Regions from separate parts of the Homo sapiens genome. Here region 2 is linked to region 1. The links are chromatin loops, found by intact Hi-C in ENCODE. Cell type or tissue: GM12878. All regions are shown on one strand.

Evidence for each region. Hi-C counts contacts between places; a loop is a spot of excess contacts. Peaks named below come from ENCODE experiments on the same cell type or tissue, not always from the same donor. Only the 100,000 strongest peaks of a DNase experiment are listed, where the experiment ranks them.
Region 2: it touches region 1 in a loop (3-fold over the local background); 14 of 110 quality-filtered maps call a loop at or near these places.

Annotation. Positions count from the first base shown.
Region 1 is chr9:100,213,326-100,218,325 of GRCh38, reverse strand. All of the region lies in intron 3 of INVS (inversin), which reads right to left. Among named protein-coding and RNA genes, the nearest start is that of INVS, 120 kb to the right of the region's middle. In GM12878, a CTCF peak has its summit at 1,958 (motif pointing right); a DNase peak (open chromatin) is centred at 1,945.
Region 2 is chr9:99,251,901-99,256,900 of GRCh38, reverse strand. No RefSeq gene overlaps it. Among named protein-coding and RNA genes, the nearest start is that of SEC61B, 32 kb to the right of the region's middle. RefSeq lists enhancers at 2,523-2,582, 2,713-3,272. In GM12878, a CTCF peak has its summit at 2,622; DNase peaks (open chromatin) are centred at 2,860 and 3,460; H3K4me3 peaks cover 730 bases; H3K27ac peaks cover 2,252 bases.

The DNA.
Region 1 (5,000 bases):
GGGACCTACATGTTTTCCAATTAATTTCTTTGCATTCTTGTTCTGTGTCCCCAGTGCTTATATTTTCTGTCACTGTACTTGGAGAGAAAAACAATTGCTCACTATATATATATAAATGTTCACTATATTTTTTTGTTCATTTACAAATTGGTATAAAATTTTGGCCTAGAAAGATAACTATATTTATAATAGCACACACAAATGTAAAGTAGGTACTCTGTCATAGTTCATTTTAAATCCTAAATATATTATATACCCAAAATACATTACTTAAAATTGAAATGGAAAAATAGAAACATGATTTATTAATTATAATTATAGCTATATAATTATGTATTTATAAACTCTCAAGGCATTTACTGTATTAATTTGTAAAAAGAATTACTATCCCTAGGAAGTATATAGGTCGCAAATATCAGTAATTTCATTATATCAAACTTTTCTGTAGTGGTTGCAGACACAAATGAGTTTTGGAAATACCACAATAGTGTTGGGAGAGGCAATCTGCCCTGGGCCTTGAATGTCCCTGAATGTACTTACTGGGTATGCCAAGAATGCAAAAGCTTGACTCCACTTTACTGGGACCATTTTCCAGAGTGGGGTTTGCAGTGAGCAATCTTGAGTGACGAGGTAATGTCACCCACCAGGGCAAAGAACAAGCAGGCTTGCTTACTACTCTATTTACTAAAAGCTGGAGATTCCCAAAATCTAGCACTCTTCAGATGTCATGCAAACCCACTGTGTGCTGGGCCCATCTGAGTCCTCCATATTGCCCCCATAATCCTTGGAGGGGAGGGAAACTCATGCAAACAGATAAGTACTCCTAGCTCCTAGCTATGCCATTAGTAATGACGCTTTTCGTCTCTGATGGGAGTCTTGTGTCTTCTGCCAGCATCTGCAGCTAACTTATTACCTTGTAAATAGGGTTAATTAAATGCCAGAACTGACAAGACAGTAAAAGATGATAGGATACTGACAGAGACATAGTTTTCCTTTCTTTCTTCCTTTTATTTTTTTGAGACAGAGTCTCACTCTGTCGCCCAGGCTGGAGTGCAGTGGCGCGATCTTGGCTCACTGCAACCTCTGCCTCCCGGGTTCAAGCAATTCTTGTGCCTCAGCCTCCCAAGTAGCTGGGATTATAGGTGTGTGCCCCCATGCCTGGCTAATTTTTATATTTTTGGTAGAGACGGGGTTTCACCATGTTGGCCAGGCTGGTCACAAACTCCTGACCTCAAGTGATCTACTCACCTCGGCCTCTCAACGTTCTGGGATTACAGGCATGAGCCACTGCACCCAGCTGGAGAGACATAGTTTTCTTGAAGAGTAAGGACAAGAACCCTAGAGGCCCATTCTCAGGTATCCTTAGGTTCAAGGGTGAGAAGACCCCCTGAGATCATGCCCAGGTGGTGGGCAAGGTTAAGGGGCGAGTGACCCCAGTATTCTCTCTGTTAATGAGTCTGAATGGTGAGAGGTGGGATTAAAGCAAGCCACCCAAATAGTGCCTTTGTTTTTGCTCACCTTCCTCTGGGCAGGCAAAAGAAGGAATGGTACATGACCACGGGGGCAGCAAGCTGAAAGACCATGTGGTTGCGGCTGCAGGGCCAAGAAATCTCCAAAACAGAAATAAATGGAGAGAACAATGAAGATTTTGCTATTTGACATGGATCTTTAGGTGGATTGAAAACATTAGAAGTTCATTTGGTTGAGACATGAGTGAGCAGGTGCTCAAAAGTGAATGTGAATGCAAAACCTTGCCTAATAGGACAGAGTCAACTGTTCTATGTATCTGATTCCTGCTTTAGCCTGACTTATTTGACATTGAGGACAAAGCACTGGGTATACAGGTGGCCACTGTCTGAAGCAAAGCTGCTGGCTTAATGGTCCCTTAAATGCCTTGGCCTGGTTTGCTGATGCTTTGGCTAAGTTAAAACCCGATGGTGTCCAGTAGGGGGCAGTAGCTGTCCAACCTCAATGACAGCTCCAGGAGACTGAGTGGTAATGACCAGTTAGCCCAATGGGCTGAAATGAAAAGCCATCACCCTTACCTTAGGCAATACTCCCAAAGACTAGCCGTATTTTTACTGATTCTTGGTCTGCTAACAGTACTGTAGTCACCTGGTCTGCCACTTGGAAGACTACAGTTGGTAAATTAAAGATATTCCTGTTTGGGGCCACAAACTACAAACAAATTGTGGCTGCCAATCAGACACTTTGGGTCACTCACATAGATACCCACAGTAACAGTAAGGGCCTGCTCTCTGATAAGACCGACTGAAATCAAGTCGCTGAACAAGTCTGTATTGCCTGGTCACTGGGATTTGCCACTAGGATCCATCACTGCACTAGATAAGGCAATGAACCCACCACAATAGAATGGATACAAAGTAAAAGGTATGTTTTTCATGCAGAAGATACCACTGCATACCAGACTTATGTATCTTGCCCAGTTGGCCTCCTTTTCTTGTGGTGAAGGAGTCCACATTACATGGAGGATTGCCCTTGCCCCTTCCCAGCAGGGACCTCTGTCACCTCCTCTTGGGCTCACCTCGTGCCTTTCCACCATAGACATTTTTCAGGTTATGGTGTTGCTGCTCCACCATATGGAGTTGCTGCTCCAATCTGATTAGCCTATTCAAGCTATAGCACTGAGGACCATGTTTTGGGGTTCCTAGACCTTCTATAGTCTGACCATGATATGCCTAACAATGAGCCAATAGTTAGGTACTTAATGGACATTCCATGCTTCCTACCATCCTCAGGTATCTGGAATTGTTGAGAGCTTGGAAAGGCCTTCTTGAAAATCAACTCAAAAATGTTTCTGGCTCCACCTCTCTTACCTCCTCCTGGTCCACACTCCTGTATGAAGCAGTTTGCTTACTAACTGTGGCCACCTTCAGAAAGGGTTCATTTCATCCTTGTAGCCTCCTGGGAAATAATCAGGACAAAAGGAGTGGGGGATTATATACATCTGTTTTGAAAATTTGGGATTCTGCCTGGCCCAACCCTGGTTATCTTGCTTCTTTCTTTTTCCCAAAAGCAATCTCAGGATGGTTTGTTTCATATATCCCTTGGGTGGCAGCCAGCCAAAAGGGGGCTTAGAGATTCAAGCTTAATTTGGGTTTACCCACCTGGATTCATTTTGTTCAACTGATAAGGTCCCAGATCATAAATATCCATAATGACCATCTGATTGAGTGCCCTGCTCACTGAGTCATTCTATAGTGGTCCATATAGGCCAAAATGGAAGACATAATAGGTTTCTAAATTTGTCCCATATGTACTTACCCTTCTATAAGCTACAGGCACAAGTAGGGGATGATTGGAGAAAAGGCGAAGTTATATCTACTGGAATGGGACACATTAACTATGTGGCCAAAGAAGGAAAGCAACAACTTCAGCCCCTAGGAAGGAAACACATGAGACCTCAGGAAGTACAGGGATGGGGAGGACAATTAATACTTTCTTTGTCCTCTGGATCCGCAAGTGCATCCTGGCAAAACAAATATATAGTGAGCTACCTGAATCAAACAGCAGCTGAGGCCAGCCATCTGACCTGCGTCTGTTTTATCTCTGACCATGTGCTTGCTATGAAACAGAAAAATTCACATGGGCATTGGTGGTTCTTAATTCTTTTGCTGTGCTTGATACCATCAATGACAGCTCCTGAATGTGGACCCCGTTGTATACATGGAAGCAAAGGGACTGGCACAACCTTATTTTAATCTGATGTACACAAATCCATATGCTTCTTCTGACATGTGAGCAGCTTTGGATTATGCCATGCATGGCAACTGAAGTAACAACTACTTAGTGATACTGCCCATGTGGCTTAGACAAATCAATGTAATGGTTGATCCAAGTTTAATGACAAATCCTGAAATAAAGTGACTCTTTATTTCAGCCTCTTTAGGCTACATGTTTGTATGTAGGAAAGAGTAGGCCATGGTGTATTCCACCTTTGAGCTTGGGGGTTGCTTTTTGGCCCCTGTAATCTAGCGCCTCCTGTAACTATCTGCAACGAGGCCAAAGATTAGCATGTCAGTCTAAACTCCCTTGCATGGGTCAAAATAGATAACAGACCAGACTTAGATTACATCCTAGCTGTATAAAGTAAGATCTACTTTCTCCTCTGGGGCTTATTCACAGTTGATTTAGTCCAAGATACTGAGGGACATAGTTGATACCAATATTACAGGATGTTTTTATCCTGCTACTTGGAGTCTTGTTAAGTAAGTGCTGTATGAGACAAATTAAAGCGATGGTCCTAGTCTCTCTTGGTAAGATAAATAAAAGTAGCTGATGTAGTGGCATACTCATGTCAAGACAATGCTGGGCTGAGGGATGGGTTGTTGGAAGAGTCAATCTACCATGGGCCTGAAGCATTCCTAAACGTTCTTACTGGGTATGCCAAGAATGCAAAGTCTTGGCCACTCTTTACTTAGGTAATTTTTCAGGGTTGTGTTTGCAACAAGCAACTGGAGAGATGAGGTAATGTCTTCCTCTGGGCTTACTAAGTGCTTACTATAAAAGTGGTAGATTCCTGAAGTTCGGTGTTCCTCAGTTGTGATGAAAACCCACTGTGTGCAGCCTCTGCAACTTCCACATGTTCTCTGGGGGCAAGGGAAGCATAGACGTGGTGCTCATTCTTTTTGCTGTGTTGTGAGTAGTAAACTACTTTGTCTCTGACTGCGGAGTCTCGTATCTATTGTTAGCATCCATGAAACAGTAACAGACTAACTTCTTAGCTTATATTTAGGGTAAAATCTCATCTCAAACTCCGCAAATAATTCAATATCATTGTAATATGAAATGCATTGTAAGGGCCAGGAATGGTGGCTCATGCCTGTATCCCAGCACTTTGGGAGGCCAAGGTGGGCAGATCACTCGAGCCCAGGAGTTAGAAACCAGCCTGAGCCACATAGTGAGACCCTTTCTCTAATTAAAAAAAAAGAAAAAAGAAAAGAAATGCACTGTAAGAGGAAGTGAAAAGTAAGATCAGA
Region 2 (5,000 bases), 960 kb after region 1:
AGGTAAAAGGGCTATAAACAGAATTCCAGGTAACCAAAGTCTAGAGGGCCAGAATATGGACTCTGCAAAACACCATGTCCAAACACATAAGGGGAACGGTCTGTAAATGTCCAACACTCTCCCTACAAGTGGCTCACTCCGTGACCAGCACAGGGCCAGGTGGATTGATCTGAACAGGAGCCTCCCAGAGAAGCAGGCCCACGGTAACCCTGCCCCTCAATTTCTGTTCCATCTCACTGCTGACTCCTCCTCCTTCTCCTCCTCCTCCTGCCCCTCCACTCTCCTCCTGACAGCCAGTTGCGCATCTATTCAAAGAAGCCACAATCAGAGCCCCTCCAGTCTTTCTGCCTGCCAACCCAGCAACACCCTGTGAGGTGTGTGCCTCCCTGTCACTCAGCCTCAGCTGATGGACAAATGGGAGTACATCTGGAAGAGGTGGCCCAATAGGGAGGGTCCTGGACTTCAAGTCCCTGGAAAAGCAGCTGAGAAGCTTGAAGGCACTGGGGTCATTCAGCCTGAGAAGAAACTCAGGGGAATGCTGTCAATATCACCACATCCCTGGAGGGTTGTTAGGAGTGGAGAGGGCAGATTCACCCTGTGGGGCTCCAGAGGACAGAGGTAGGAGGGGGCAGGGTGGACACGACGGGCAGATTTTAATTCAAAATAAGGAAAGCTCCTTCTTGGGCAGAAGTATCCCAAGACAGCCCAGGATACGTCAGAACAAATGATGAGTACATTATGCTCAGGGCCAGGAAGCTCAGACTGGAGCCCCAACTCCTACCTGTGCCATATTGAGCAAGTTACTCAGTGTTCGTCATCCTACAATGGATAGAGTGATGTGTTTCTCACATATTCACTTGGAACTCCTTATAGCACCTCCAAAGGCAAACCTGAAATTCTGCAAAAGAAAAGAGTGCAAAGACCTCAGCTCCCACTTGTCCCAGTTTCAACCTTACCCATGTACAGAGATCATGATCTCAGCCATGGTAGTCACAAACAGAGCTTACAAGGGCAGCGGGTACAGAGAAAAGAGTTCTGGTCAGGAGCCAGACTAGCCTTGGCTCAAGTCCCAGCTCTGCCTCTTACCATCTTCATCTTTATCAAGATACCTTGCCTCTCTGAGCCTCAGTTTTCTTGTCTGTAAAATGAATCTGCAAGCCCCTGCCCAACCTCCTCATAGGGTTGTGACAAGGATCAAATGAGGGAGAAGAACAAGCACCTTGGAGGCCATAAGCACTTTTACCTTATCCTTATGGCAAGGATATGCTGAGGATTTCCAACTGTAATTATTTTTACCCCAGGAAGAACATGAGTAACACAATTGCATTCCATAACAAAGGTCTATTCAACAAATGTTCACTGGACACTTACTGTGAGCCAAAAACTGTGCCAGATTCTAGAGGTGCAAGCATATATAAGACAAAATTCTGTGTCCTCTGAGACTCACTGGAAAGACAACCAGTAAATTATTCAGTAAAGCAGAATGTGGTACACAGAGGTGTGTACAAGTTACAGTGAAAGCACAGAGGAGAGTGACTAGGGCTGGAGGAGGCAAGGATGGGGGCATCAAAGGAGGCAGCATTCAAAGAGAGTCTATAAGAATGAAGAGGAACATTTACAAACCTAATAATAGACTGTTGAAATGCATGAGCCAAAATGGACACAATGGAAGGGAGAAATAATACAATAACAGTCAGAAACTTCAATATCCCACTCTCAGTAATGGATAGAACAACCAGACAGAAAACAGGTGAGGAACTAAAGGGCTTGAACAACCCAAGAAAACAACTAGATCTAACAGACATACGCAGACCACTCCACTCAACAACAGAATACACATTCTTCTTATGCACACATGGGACATTCTCCAGGATAGACCATATGTTAGGCCACAAATTAAGTCACAATAGCCAACAGAGATGGAATCAACCAGAGTGTCCATCAATGGATGGATACATAAACAAAATGTGGTATTTACATTCAATGGAATGTTATTAAGCTTTAAAAAAGGAAGGAAGTTCTGACATGCAACAGCATGGATGAACTTCTAAGACTTGCTAAGTGAAAAAGTTACAAAAAGATAAATACTGTAAGATTCCACTCATACAAGTAACTTAAGGTAGTCAAATTCATAGAGACAGAAAGTAGAATGGTAGTTGCCATGGGGTGGGGAGGGATGGAGGACTAGGGGGTTATTGCTTAGGGGGTACGGAGCTGTAGTTTTGAAAGATAAGTTCTGTGGATGGATAGTGGTGAAGGTTGCACAGCGATCTGAATGTACTTAACGCCACTGGACTGAACACTCAAAAATGATTCAAATGTTAAATTTGATGTTACGTTAATTTTACCACAATTTTTTTAAATAAATACTTTTTTAAAGAAAAGAATGAGGAGAGAGTGTTCCAAGCAGTCCAGATTGGGAAGAAAAATCTAGACAAGAGAAACAGCTTATGCAAAAGCACAGAGATACAAAAGTGACTAGTGTTCTCTGGAAACAACAAAGGCATCCCCATTGTGTAAGACACACAGCGTGGCCACAGTGGGCTGGAAAAGTTCCCTGAATACCCTGCTAGGAAGTTTGGATGCCACTCTGTGGGCTCTAGGGGAATGGCATGGTCACAGCTGTGGCTTAGAACAATCCAACTAGGAGGAGAATGGGGAGGGTGGGTGGCACGAGGAGACACACAGAGCACGATACCACCTCTAGACAGACGTGAAGAGGGAAACCGCCTTCCAGACGGCCCAGCCAACCAGCCCTGTGGCCACCATCCCAGTGCTGCGGTGAGTGACTCAAGCTACTTGCCTCGAGGGGCGATCCACTGAAGGCAAGAGGGATTCCCCTGGAAACTTTGATTCTGCTGAGAGAGAAAGACTGAAACCAAAAGCAGGTGCGTTGGTGGGGCCTTGGGCGTGAAGTGCCTTTCTGCCGTGTCATTCTCCCCACACGGGGCCATCTGTTTGGGTGAGCCCCAAAGCCGATGGGGCCTTGTCTCCCCTGCAGGCCCACCCTGTGGTTTTCACCAACTGCAGGGAGGCAAGGTGGCTGCTCGAATGTGCATCCAGGCAGGAGGAGGGGGTGAGGGCCTCTGGAAAGTCTCTGAATCAAGTAAATGTGGGAAATCCCAGCTCTGTGACTTAGAAACAGGTGACCTTGGGCACTCCCAGGTCCCTATGTGGGCCTCAGTTTGCCTTTCTTAATGTGAGGAGCGTACGAATAGAGTTATAGGCTTAACTCCTAACAAGAAGTTAGACCTATTCTCCTGTTGCTTTGCCCCTCCTGTAAAAGGAGTTAGACCTACAACTCTGTTGGTACGCCCCTCCTCTGTGAAATGGAGGAGTTAGACCTGTAACTCTGTTAGTATGCCCCTGACATTAAGAAAGGCAAGAGGTTATAGACATTAATTACTACACTCATTTAAGTAATTAGACAAGCAAGCATATACACACAGACACATACAGAGACACAAACAGACACACAAGCACACACACAGAGACCACAGAGAGTCCAGAGGACAGGTGATATGGTTTGGATCTGTGTCACCACCCAAATCTCATGTCAAATGATAATCCCCAGTGTTGGAGGTGGGGCCTGGTGGGAGGTGATTGGGTCATGGAGGTGGATGCTACATGAATGGTTAATTAGCACCATGCTCATGGTGCTGTTCTCGTGATAGAGTTCTCACAAGATTTGGTTGTTTGAAAGCGTGCAGCACCTCCCTCCTCTCTCTCTCAGTCCTGCTCCTGCCATGTAAGATGCTTACTCCCACTTTGCCTTCCTCCATGAGTAAAAGCTCCCTGAGGCCCCCCAGAAGCAGATGCTGCCATGCTTCCTGTACAGCCTACAGAACCATTAGCCCATTAAACCTTTTTTCTTATAAATTACCCAGTCTCAGGTATTTCTTTTTTTGTTTGTTTGTTTTGTTTTGTTTGTTTGTTTTTTGAGACAGAGTCTCGCTCTGTCTCCCAAGCTGGAGTGCAGTGGTGCAATCTTGGCTCACTGCAAGCTCCGCCTCCTGGGTTCACACCATTCTCCTGCCTCAGCCTCCTGAGTAGCTGGGACTACAGGCGCCCATCACTACGCCCGGCTAATTTTTTGTATTTTTAGTAGAGATGGGGTTTCACCGTATCAGCCAGGATGGTCTTGATCTCCTGACCTCGTGATCTGCCTGCCTTGGCCTCCCAAAGTGCTGTGATTACAGGCATGAGCCACCACGCCAGGCAGGTATTTCTTTATAGCAGTACAAGAACAGACTAATACAACAGGCAAAGCATTCTCTTTTTTAAAATTGTTATTTTAGGTTCGGGGTATATGTGCAAGTTTGGTATATAGGTAAATTGCGTGCCACGGGGTTTTGTGCACAAATTATTTCATCACCCAGGTAATAAGCATAGTTTTCTGATCCTCATCCTCCTCCCACCCTCCACTCTCCGTCGCCTTGACTCTTAATAGTGGTCTATTTCATCTCACTTTGGCAACCTTAAGTGAGTATCTCCTCTGTGGGCTCCCTTCTCTCTCTCCCTCTTTCCAGCTCCCTTGGTTATTAACCCTTCTGCCTGCTTTCCGGGGTCCATATTTTCTTCCTCTTAGGAGTAGAGGGAGCACTCCAAGGGGCTTTGCAAACTGTGGATGGAAGGAGGAAAATGAAGACAAATCCTTCCCCACCTAACCTCAGGGTAAAAAAAAAAAAAAATCTACCAAAAAAACACACATCTTTGAGTAAAATTAGCTGCCTTTTAGCTAAAACTGGTGTGCTATTCTACTCAAAGCATCACTTGGTTTTTCCAAAGGAAGCGAGCCAAGTACAAAAATATGTATCCTCAAAGAAGAATTTGTTGAAAATTAGATTGTCAAAAGTCAATTTGCCAGAAATGTCAATTTGCCAAACGATTCACTGCATCACTGAGAATGTTTTTAACTTGATGTTGTAGTTTCACCACCATGAAAGCAAAATCACTCATGTCCTAGGTGGGCAGGCTAGCCACAAGATAATGCAGCCCTG